2 separate regions of the Homo sapiens genome follow, and region 1 is linked to region 2. The links are chromatin contacts, found by Hi-C in ENCODE. All regions are on one chromosome and are shown on one strand. Each heading gives the region's core, a stretch centred on a gene start or an enhancer-like site at or near the end of the contact. The rest is flanking DNA. Distances are from core to core; before and after follow the strand shown. Region 1 holds the start of MYO1H (myosin IH). Region 2 overlaps ACACB (acetyl-CoA carboxylase beta).

Region 1 (4,469 bases), core at 87-2,586, 84 kb after region 2:
CAGCCTGGTCAACATGGTGAAACCTTATCTCTACTAAAAATACAAAAGTTAGCTGGGCGTTGTGGCGGGTGCCTTGTAATCCCAGCTACTCAGGAGGCTGAGGCAGGAGAATCACTTGAACCTGGGGGGCGGAGGTTGCAGTGAACTGAGATCCTGCCATTGTGCTCCAGCCTGGGCAACAGAGCAAGGCTCCATCTCAAGAAAAAAATAAATTATATTTAAAAACTAAAATATATGTCTATAAAATTATATATTTTTAAAAAACATTTTTAGTATACTATTTCTGGTTGTCCCTTTGTAACCAAATCAAGGATATGTTATATTACCTATTCAGTTACAAAAATGGAATCATTTCTTTAAAAAAGTCAATTGATCAAAAATTAGAGTGTCCAAAGAATTATTAGCATATTTCTGCTCTTGTCAGGGCTTGTGTTAGGGGTTCTCCAATAGGATATATATACAGAGAGAGAGATACATGAAATGGGATTAATAAATGAAATCCTGAGGTCAGTCGCTGGACCCACAGTCCTCCATCCAACAGGGGGTGCTGTTTAGGTTCGAATGAACCCAGCACTGAATCCACTGTCCATACCCTTAGCCATGATCCTGTTGCAGCAGCAGGCTCAAGTTTGGGGGCCCAAGGCATACAATGTGGTGGGTGATGGGTGGGGTTGTCTGAAAGAACAAGAATAGAACTTTATACGATGAGGCCCAGACCAGGAAGGGGTGAACTCTGAGCTTCATGGTAAACCCATCTGTAACTGAACAGCCTCCAATATCAGCAACCTTGTGATTTTTTATGAGATGATAGTGCCCCTGCATCACTTCAGCATCTGAAAATAATAATAAAATGAAAGTAAAGTCCTGAGTCTCCGTATTATGAAACCTTGAAGTTACCCAATCAACTTGATTCCATGAAATTTAAGGCTGTAAAGTTTTTCAAACAGAGCCAACAGGTACTTCCAGCAGGAGTTCCCTGGAGCTGGATCCTAGGCTAAGAGATTGGGAGAATTTTCTTTTCTTTTTTTTTTCTTTTTTTCTTTTTTTTTAAGCATAGCTCACCGAGGGTCCTGCCATTATTTCAATAGTCAGTGACTGGTCAGGAACATAAGCAACTAATCAAAGATCAGCAGTGTCTGTAACGTAAACTCAAGGGAGGTTGGGTTTCCAGTTCTTATCTCCCTGGAGCAGCCCGGTGTGCCTACATGTAGACGGCCATAAGATGCAGTTTCTGCCTCCCACCGTAAATTATTAACTTAGCTCCACCCCGCAAGCTAGAATCGCCTCATACCTTGTTGCTGGATGTCAGGCATCACAGAATCATAAGTCAGTGGGAAGCAACTTTTGAATGGCTCAAGAGGAATAGTTGTTAACAACCTGCTCTCCCTCTGTGCGTGATGGAATCCAAGGTAATGTGACTTGAACACTAGAAGGTGGTTACACCTGGTGACCTCTTTTCTACCAAGAACTTTCCAAATGGCTATAATGCTGGGCCTCTGCTAGGCCTGGAGAGAGAACTGGGCGTGTGAATAAGATTCTGAATTTATTTGATGAAAAATTCTATGTTAAGATGATCATGTAGATATCTCCCTTCTGTTGCTGGGGGCAAGTACGATGATTTAGAACCAAAGCATGGGAGAGTTACCGATTCATTTCACATTGGTCTAGAACAGCGTGCTGTGCAATAAAGACAGAAATGGTCTCTGTTAGCACTGCCTAATGCAAGAGCTCTTGGCTATGTGTGACTACTGAGTGGTTAAACTGTGGCTGGTTCCTGGGGAACTGAATTGTAAATTTGACTGAATTTTCATTAATTTAAATAGCCACATGTGGCTAGTGGCTACTGTGTTAGCATGGTTGGGTCTTAAATAATAGATGGTGACCTCATGTTGAAGGAAATTGTAGGTAATAATTGGCCTTACATGTAAGACTATTGGTACATTTTCTTCATTACCCTAGATACCTTGTGTTTCCTTTTAAATGCGATAAGCCCAACTTGTCCCAGGTAATGATCATTTTAAGAAGCTAAGACAGCTGTTTTTATTATCAGGTAGACAATGGTAAAGCTCTCCTGGGAAGATGGAAGACAGAACTTGAGTGTCAAACCTATTGCCTCTTTCCAGGAGTTAATTCTAAGCATAAAGACTTCCAAGGACAGGTTTTCTGGGTTTCGATAGCATAATCATCTCATGTGTTCTCTGTTTAGAAAACATTATCTGCTGAAGGATTGTTTCTTTTCTTGCCTAGACAGCCAAAAAGCTTACAGAAACATTTATGGATGTAGTTAGAATAATTTCGTAGCTGTTCACAGAAGCCTCAGGCACCATGAAGAAACCCTAGCTACAGCTTGTCATTGATCCATTCAGTCAATTACCCATTTCTATAGCACTGAATACTGTCACCTTGGCAACTGGTAACTCAAAATGGCACTGTCCTTGACCGAAAATGTATCTGAATGCCCATAACAAAGTCCTGGTTTTAGATGCCATTCTTGCATGATATCTCAAAGTGGTAACTCTAGGAAGCATGATTCATTGGGAGAAAATAATTTAGTTGATGGACAGAGAGGAGTATTTGCTGTAGGTCTTGCAGTGAAAGACAACAGATAGGTCTGTCCTCAAGGTCGCATGTGCCTTTTTTTAAATTGTCATGGCTTTACAAAATGCACGTAGAAGTAACCATGCAGATTGACTTATACATAGTTACACTTTTTTGAAAAATGGAGGAAGCTCTTCCTTCTTATGAATTAATTCCCAGATTCCTTTGGTAAAACATTATTTGGATAGAGTTTACTCCAGATTAAAAAAGAACAAACTGGGCTGGGCATGGTGGCTTGTGCCTATAATCCTAGCACTTTGGAAGGCCAAGGTGGGAGGATCCCTTGAGACTAGGAGCTTGAGACCAGCATGAGCAACATAGTGTGACCCCCCCACCAAAAAAATTAAAAAGTAGCTAGATATGGTGGCACATGCCTGTGGTCCCAGCTACTCCAGAGGCTAAAGTGGGAGGATCACTTGAGCTAGGGTGATCAAGGCTGCAGTGAACTGTGATCATGCCATGCACTCAGCCTGGATGACAGTCTGAAACCCTGTCTCAAAAAAAAAAAAAAAAAAGAGGCCGGGTGCGGTGGCTCATGCCTGTAATCCCAGCACTTTGGGAGGCCGAGGCAGGCAGATCACGAGGTCAGGAGATCGAGACCATCCTGGCTAACACGGTGAAACCCCGTCTCTACTAAAAATACAAAAAAATTAGCCGGGCGTGGTAGGGGGTGCCTATAGTCCCAGCTACTCGGGAGGCTGAGGCAGGAGAATGGCGTGAACCCGGGAGGCAGAGCTTGCAGTGAGCGGAGATCACGCCACTGCACTCCAGCCTGGGCGACAGAGCAAGACTCTGTCTTGAAAAAAAAAAAAAGTTAATATTATTATTATATTATTTTATATTATATTAAATATTAGAGATGGAACCATTCAGAAATGACCTCAGAAGGAGCTGAGTTTGATGAACAAAGCAAAATGAAGAACTGAAGCACCATGAATAACAATGCTGATTTTAGCGAGCATTTGCTTCGTGCCGTTGATTGTCATTGTCCACATGGTAGCATATTTAGTTCGCAGGTGATTCATTCAAAAGCTCACTTTATGCAAATCATCTGGGCAGTTGCCTCTTCTCTCCAAGTTAGTTGGGTTGTAGGGAATCCATAAACTCCTGATATGGTTTGGCTGTGTCCCCACCCAAATCTCATCTTGAATTGTAGCTCCCATAATTCCCTCGTGTTGTGGGAGGGACCCGGTGGGAGATTATCGAATCATGGGGGCAGTTTCCCCCATACTGTTCTCATGGTAGTGAATAAGTCTCATGAGATCTGATGGTCTTATAAGGGGAAACCCCCTTCGCTTGGCTCTCATTCTCTTCTCTGCCGCCATGTGAGGCATGGCTTTCACCTTCCACCGAGGTTGTAAGGCCTCCCCAGCCACGTGGAACTGTGAGTGCATGGAACCTCTTTCCTTTGTAAATTGCCCAGTCTCAAGTATGTCTTTATTAGCAGCGTGAAAACGAACTAATAAAGCTCCCTGTCAGATAATGAGGAAGAGACTCATGGCTTATATCCATGTTCATTCAATATTTATAGAAGGTGGCTTCTACTGTTTCAGATGAGCACTTTTCCATGGTTCAAATATGTTTTCCTGACTTTATAACACATCAAAGAATCAAAGTGATATAGGTAATTTAAAAAAGATTTTTATTTTAAAATAATGATAGACTCACAAGAAGTAACAAAAATAATACAGAGAGGTCTCAAATATCCCTCAATCGTTACATCTTACATAATTAGAGCACAATATCTAAACCAGGACAAATAATGCTGGTACAATGTGCATATACAGTTACATGCCATTTTGTTACATCTGTAGATTTATGGAACAACCACCATCAGTAATTATTTTTACCCTGAGTGTCATAAGTGCTAA
Region 2 (4,845 bases), core at 69-2,568:
AGATAGCAATTGAAGTATTTGGGGCTGATGGGGATTATCAGAATTTTGGTGGCAAAATGTTCCTTTAGAATTCCCAATCAGAGATAAGATATTTTACTAATTTTGTTTGAATGACAGCTTTGTTTTACTTGTCATCTTTAGATGTAATTATCTTTATTTATTTATTTGTTTATTTTTGAGACAGAGTCTTGCTCTGTTGCCCAGGCTGGGGTGCAGTGGCGCAATCTCAGCTCACTGCAACCTCTGCCTCCCAGGTTCAAGCGATTCTCATGCCTCAGCCTCTCAAGTAGCAGGAATTACAGGTGTGTGCCACCACACCTGGCTAATTTTTGTGTTTTTAGTAGAGACAGGGTTTCACCATGTTGGCCAGGCTGGTCTTGAACTCCTGGCCTCAAGTGATTTGCCTGCGTCAGCCTCCCAAAGTGCTGGGATTACAGGCGTGAGCCACTAAGTCTGGCCACAAGATGATATTTAAATATCCATTTTAAGTGTCAGTGTCTTTATAACTGTGCTATTCACAAGATTTTTTACAGTGTGTGCGTGTAATTTCTTTGGCTGGTATCAGGGTAATGCTGATCTCATAGAATGAGTTGAAGTGTTCGCTCCTATTTTCTGAGTTTTTGCAGAATTGGCATTATTTCTTTATGTTTTTGATAGAGGTTTTTACCTATAAATTCAACTTCTTTGTTATATATAGGACTATTTGTGTTATCTGTTTCCTCCTAGGTGAGCTTTGGTGGTTTGTGTGTTTCAAGGAATTTGTCTATTTCATCTTAAGTTGTCAATTTGGCATAGAGTTGCTTATAATATTCCCTTATCATATTTTACAATGTGTACTAAAAATCATTGATATAGTATCCTACAAGCACGATGGGTCTGATGGAAGGGGAAAATGTAGAGTTGCATGTTGAATGCTGTCTTGCAATTGTGAGTGCATTTCTGAGACTGTACTAGCTATTTGATCTGAGACAAAGGGGGCCATCAAGATGGGCCTGGGGTGGGGGCCAGGCCAGTGGACTCTGGGGGACCTAGGGGGCTGAGGGCAGCCTGTGTAGCAGCAGGGGTAATATCAGAGTTAAAGCTCAGACCTCTCACAAGGCAAGGCCTGTCCTGCAAATCCTGATTTGTGCCTTCTTCAAAAAAAAAAAAAAATCTCCACCCCATCACATATGACCAGCTTCCATGGCTTGACTGGCCTTTCTGCTCACCTGCAGGGGAACCTGATCTCTCCGACAAGGACCGAAAGGACCTGGAGGGCCGGCTAAAGGCTCGCGAGGACCTGCTGCTCCCCATCTACCACCAGGTGGCGGTGCAGTTCGCCGACTTCCATGACACACCCGGCCGGATGCTGGAGAAGGGCGTCATATCTGTGAGAGCCACAGCTGCCGTGTAGGGTGCAAAGAGCCCACCCTGTTTTCCAAAACATGGAGGACATTTGGGCTCGGGGGCGGGGAGGGCGGTGGTGGTTGGGATGGGTCAAATGCTGCAGGAGGTGGGAGTCACCTGGGAACTTTAAAATAATCCCGATCCCCAGGTGGCACTGCAGACCAGTGAAATCCAAACACCTGGATGGAAGCCAGGCGGTCGTATTTTTTAAAGATCCCCAAGAGATTCTAATAAGCAGCAAAGTTCAGGGACCACTAGTCTGATGGCTCGGTCAGTTTGGACCTGGACCAGGGGTAGAAACCGTTGTTCCTGTCCAGCATTCACCCACCCCTCACCATTGCAAGGACTCCCACAGTCACCTCCTACCCATGTCCAGTGCTCATTGGTTCTCTTGCTGCATTGTTCTCCCTCCCAGCTGACTCATGCCTCACACGAGCCTGTGTTTGTGTCGGTTGAGGTAGAAGTGGGTGCCAGGTTTTTATGGGGGACATTTTTTCAACTATGGCCAGTCTGGAGTCCTGGTGACGTCCTGCCTCTGAGCAGGTGCCTTCTCCTCCCTGAGCCTCAGCTTACTTGCCTGGGATGATCTGGGAATGATCTCAGAGCCTGGGCCCAGCCCCGGGCAGCCACTGTCATGGGTGTGGTCAGAGCCAGTGTCCCGTCTCCTCCTTCCCTTTCCGGGGATTCAAGCCTGGCTCGTCCACAGGACATCCTGGAGTGGAAGACCGCACGCACCTTCCTGTATTGGCGTCTGCGCCGCCTCCTCCTGGAGGACCAGGTCAAGCAGGAGATCCTGCAGGCCAGCGGGGAGCTGAGTCACGTGCATATCCAGTCCATGCTGCGTCGCTGGTTCGTGGAGACGGAGGGGGCTGTCAAGGTGGGCCTGGGGTGAGAACGAGGCCGGTGAGCACAGGGGGTGCTGGGGGCTGAGACAGCTGGCCCACAGCTGGGTCCCTCTCTGAGGCATCCTCTGCCCCCTCCCCAGGCCTACTTGTGGGACAACAACCAGGTGGTTGTGCAGTGGCTGGAACAGCACTGGCAGGCAGGGGATGGCCCGCGCTCCACCATCCGTGAGAACATCACGTACCTGAAGCACGACTCTGTCCTCAAGACCATCCGAGGGTGAGTGGCCACCGCACCTGCTTCCCAGCCTCCTGGCAAGGACCCGAGCCTGGATTGACCCCTAGCTACCCGACTCCTATGCAGCCACTTGAACCCGCCACCCTGTGCAGTCTGGGGTTGTCCCCGCCCCCTCCCCGCTCCCCAGCAAAGAGACCACACTCCCTAATGTCGGGTCTCCCAGCACAGTGGCTGGGGTGGGACAGAGAGCCTAGAGGTACTCTGAAGGCCGTGTGAGATGCTTCCAACTCATGAACCTTGCTGGAATATGGACTTGTCCAAAGTCACAGCTGGAGCAGGGTTGGTCACAGAACCCACATTTGGAACCGCTAGCCTTCAGGCTGCTGTCTTCCACGCCAGTGTTGACCTTTCCAGAGGGTCCCCTCCCCCAATTGCCATGGGGTCACCCCGTGAAGGAGGGAGTCGAGCACAGGGGACCCCATTTTGGGGATGAAGCTGAGACTCAAGGCAGTGTCTTGTCTCAGGTCATGTCACAAAGCAGTGACCAGTAGGGACGGTGGTGCCTCAAGGCATTCTGAACTTCAGGTCACAGCCCCTCCTGCTGCACAGGACCATCACCCCCATGGGGACCACAGCAGGGACTCGGGAGCTCTGGGTTCTGGGGTGTGGCCCCACACAAGGACTCTGCCACCCTTGGGGCCACTGAAAAAGTGGCTGGAGTGATCCCAGCCCTCCTCTCACCTCCCCCACAGCCTGGTTGAAGAAAACCCCGAGGTGGCCGTGGACTGTGTGATATACCTGAGCCAGCACATCAGCCCAGCTGAGCGGGCGCAGGTCGTTCACCTGCTGTCTACCATGGACAGCCCGGCCTCCACCTGACCGTGGCCCGCCCAGCCACTCCCGGGACCACGGCAAAAGGAACCACCCAGACCCACCACCCGTACACCCTCAGCAGACCCTGAAGACTTGCTTTTAAACAAAGAAAATCCTGGGCACTTCTGCAGGGCTGCTGGTTCCGAGCTGACACCCGTCTTAACAAAAGGCCCAGGAGTGCCTCTTCCAAACAAAAACAGCCTCCTCTCCATAGCTGGGAAGTTTATTTTGTTTTGTCTCTGAAGACAGCAGTTTTATTGCATCACTAAATCTAATCAAGCTAAAACATCCCTGTTTCCTTTTGCAAAACAGTGCCTGGCATGTGGGATCCAGGCGTTCTTTAGGATCCTTGGATACCACATCGTGAAATCTTTTATTTTTTTACTCTGAGACCAGCACCAGATGTAAGTAAGCATCTCATATATTTCAGCCAAATAAATGGGCCAAGGGAAAAAAATATATATATATAGACAGGACTAGAGAAAACCTATTTTTGTAATGATGTTTCTTTGGATACTGTCTAGTCACCCAGAAAAATGTATGGATGAATTTTTTTTTTTTTTTTTGAGACAAAGTCTCACTGTGTCATGCAGGCTGGAGTGCAGTGGCATGATCTCACTGCAACCTCCATCTCCTGTCTCAGCCTCCTAGATAACTGGGATTACAGGTGCCCACCACCATGCCCGGCTAATTTTTGTATTTTTGGTAGAGACAGAGTTTCACCAGGTTGGTCAGGCTGGTCTCAAACTCTTGACTTCAGGTAATCCACCCACCTTGGCCTCCCAAAGTGCTGGGATTACAGGCATGAGCCACCATCTTCAGCCAGATGATTTTTTTATTGAGAGAGTGAAATGCTATTTTGTTCCCCAAATGGCGCTAGTGAATCACTAGGAGGGTCCCACTGATAGGCCATGTTTAGCACTGGTTGCCAGGGATTCTCTTTTTGAGAGAGGGAAAGCAAAATGAATGGAAGTACCCAGCTGGAGGTTTCAGGGCTTCTGGAGGATGCTCTCGCATAGCTCGAGGTCCTCTGCCCACCTCTTCTCTCCAAGGAAAATGAGGACTGCCCCTTCCCCCTGCAGGATTGGCCCCCAGCCTGCGCATGCACCCTCCTCTTGCCCAAGTGGGGAGCACAGAGGCGGAGAGGAATCCCTTACCACACCCACGGCCCAGCTTGCTCACGAGTGTCACCTCTGTGACGGTCACCACTGCTCCCTTGGAGGGCCACTTGAGTTACTGTTGCTTCCTCGCCTGCTGGCTTGATGAGCACCGATGGTGGGATCTGACCCCGAGGGGCAGAGCTGTCGGTGACTGAGGACTGGACTGTGGTGACCATGCCGATTTGCTCAGGGAGAACGTTGCAATGCACCCAGCAGCTCCTGGCTCTGCAGGCGGCACAGCCTGGGGCCCTGTGATCCTCTGGTTTCTTCCATTGGGGCGGAGTCGGGGATGGAGGGAGCTGGCCACAACCCACTGCTCTGATGGGTGGTTTGTCCAAGGATGCTG

What was found. Hi-C counts contacts between places; a loop is a spot of excess contacts on that map. Pooled maps may share reads with other maps.
Region 1: a loop to region 2 is called in a pooled map, with 2.0 times the contacts of the local background. The contact joins the promoter of MYO1H here to the enhancer-like site in region 2. A Hi-C loop is called at or near these places in 2 of 168 maps with a recorded cell type or tissue (DLD1 and endothelial cell of hepatic sinusoid) and 2 of 50 pooled maps.

The regions. Positions count from the first base shown.
Region 1 is chr12:109,346,564-109,351,032 of GRCh38, forward strand. It overlaps MYO1H (myosin IH), which reads left to right and starts at 1,337. Exons shown (of 32, transcript NM_001101421.4): 1 at 1,337-1,409. The coding sequence starts at 1,398.
Region 2 is chr12:109,263,018-109,267,862 of GRCh38, forward strand. It overlaps ACACB (acetyl-CoA carboxylase beta), which reads left to right. Exons shown (of 53, transcript NM_001093.4): 50 at 1,215-1,369; 51 at 2,093-2,263; 52 at 2,372-2,508; 53 at 3,219-4,845. The coding sequence ends at 3,345. Among named protein-coding and RNA genes, the nearest start is that of FOXN4, 44 kb to the right of the region's middle. RefSeq lists an enhancer at 1,287-1,396. Within about 2 kb of position 1,319, at least 5 of the 41 ENCODE cell types and tissues checked have a DNase peak (open chromatin) inside an H3K27ac peak, as active enhancers do.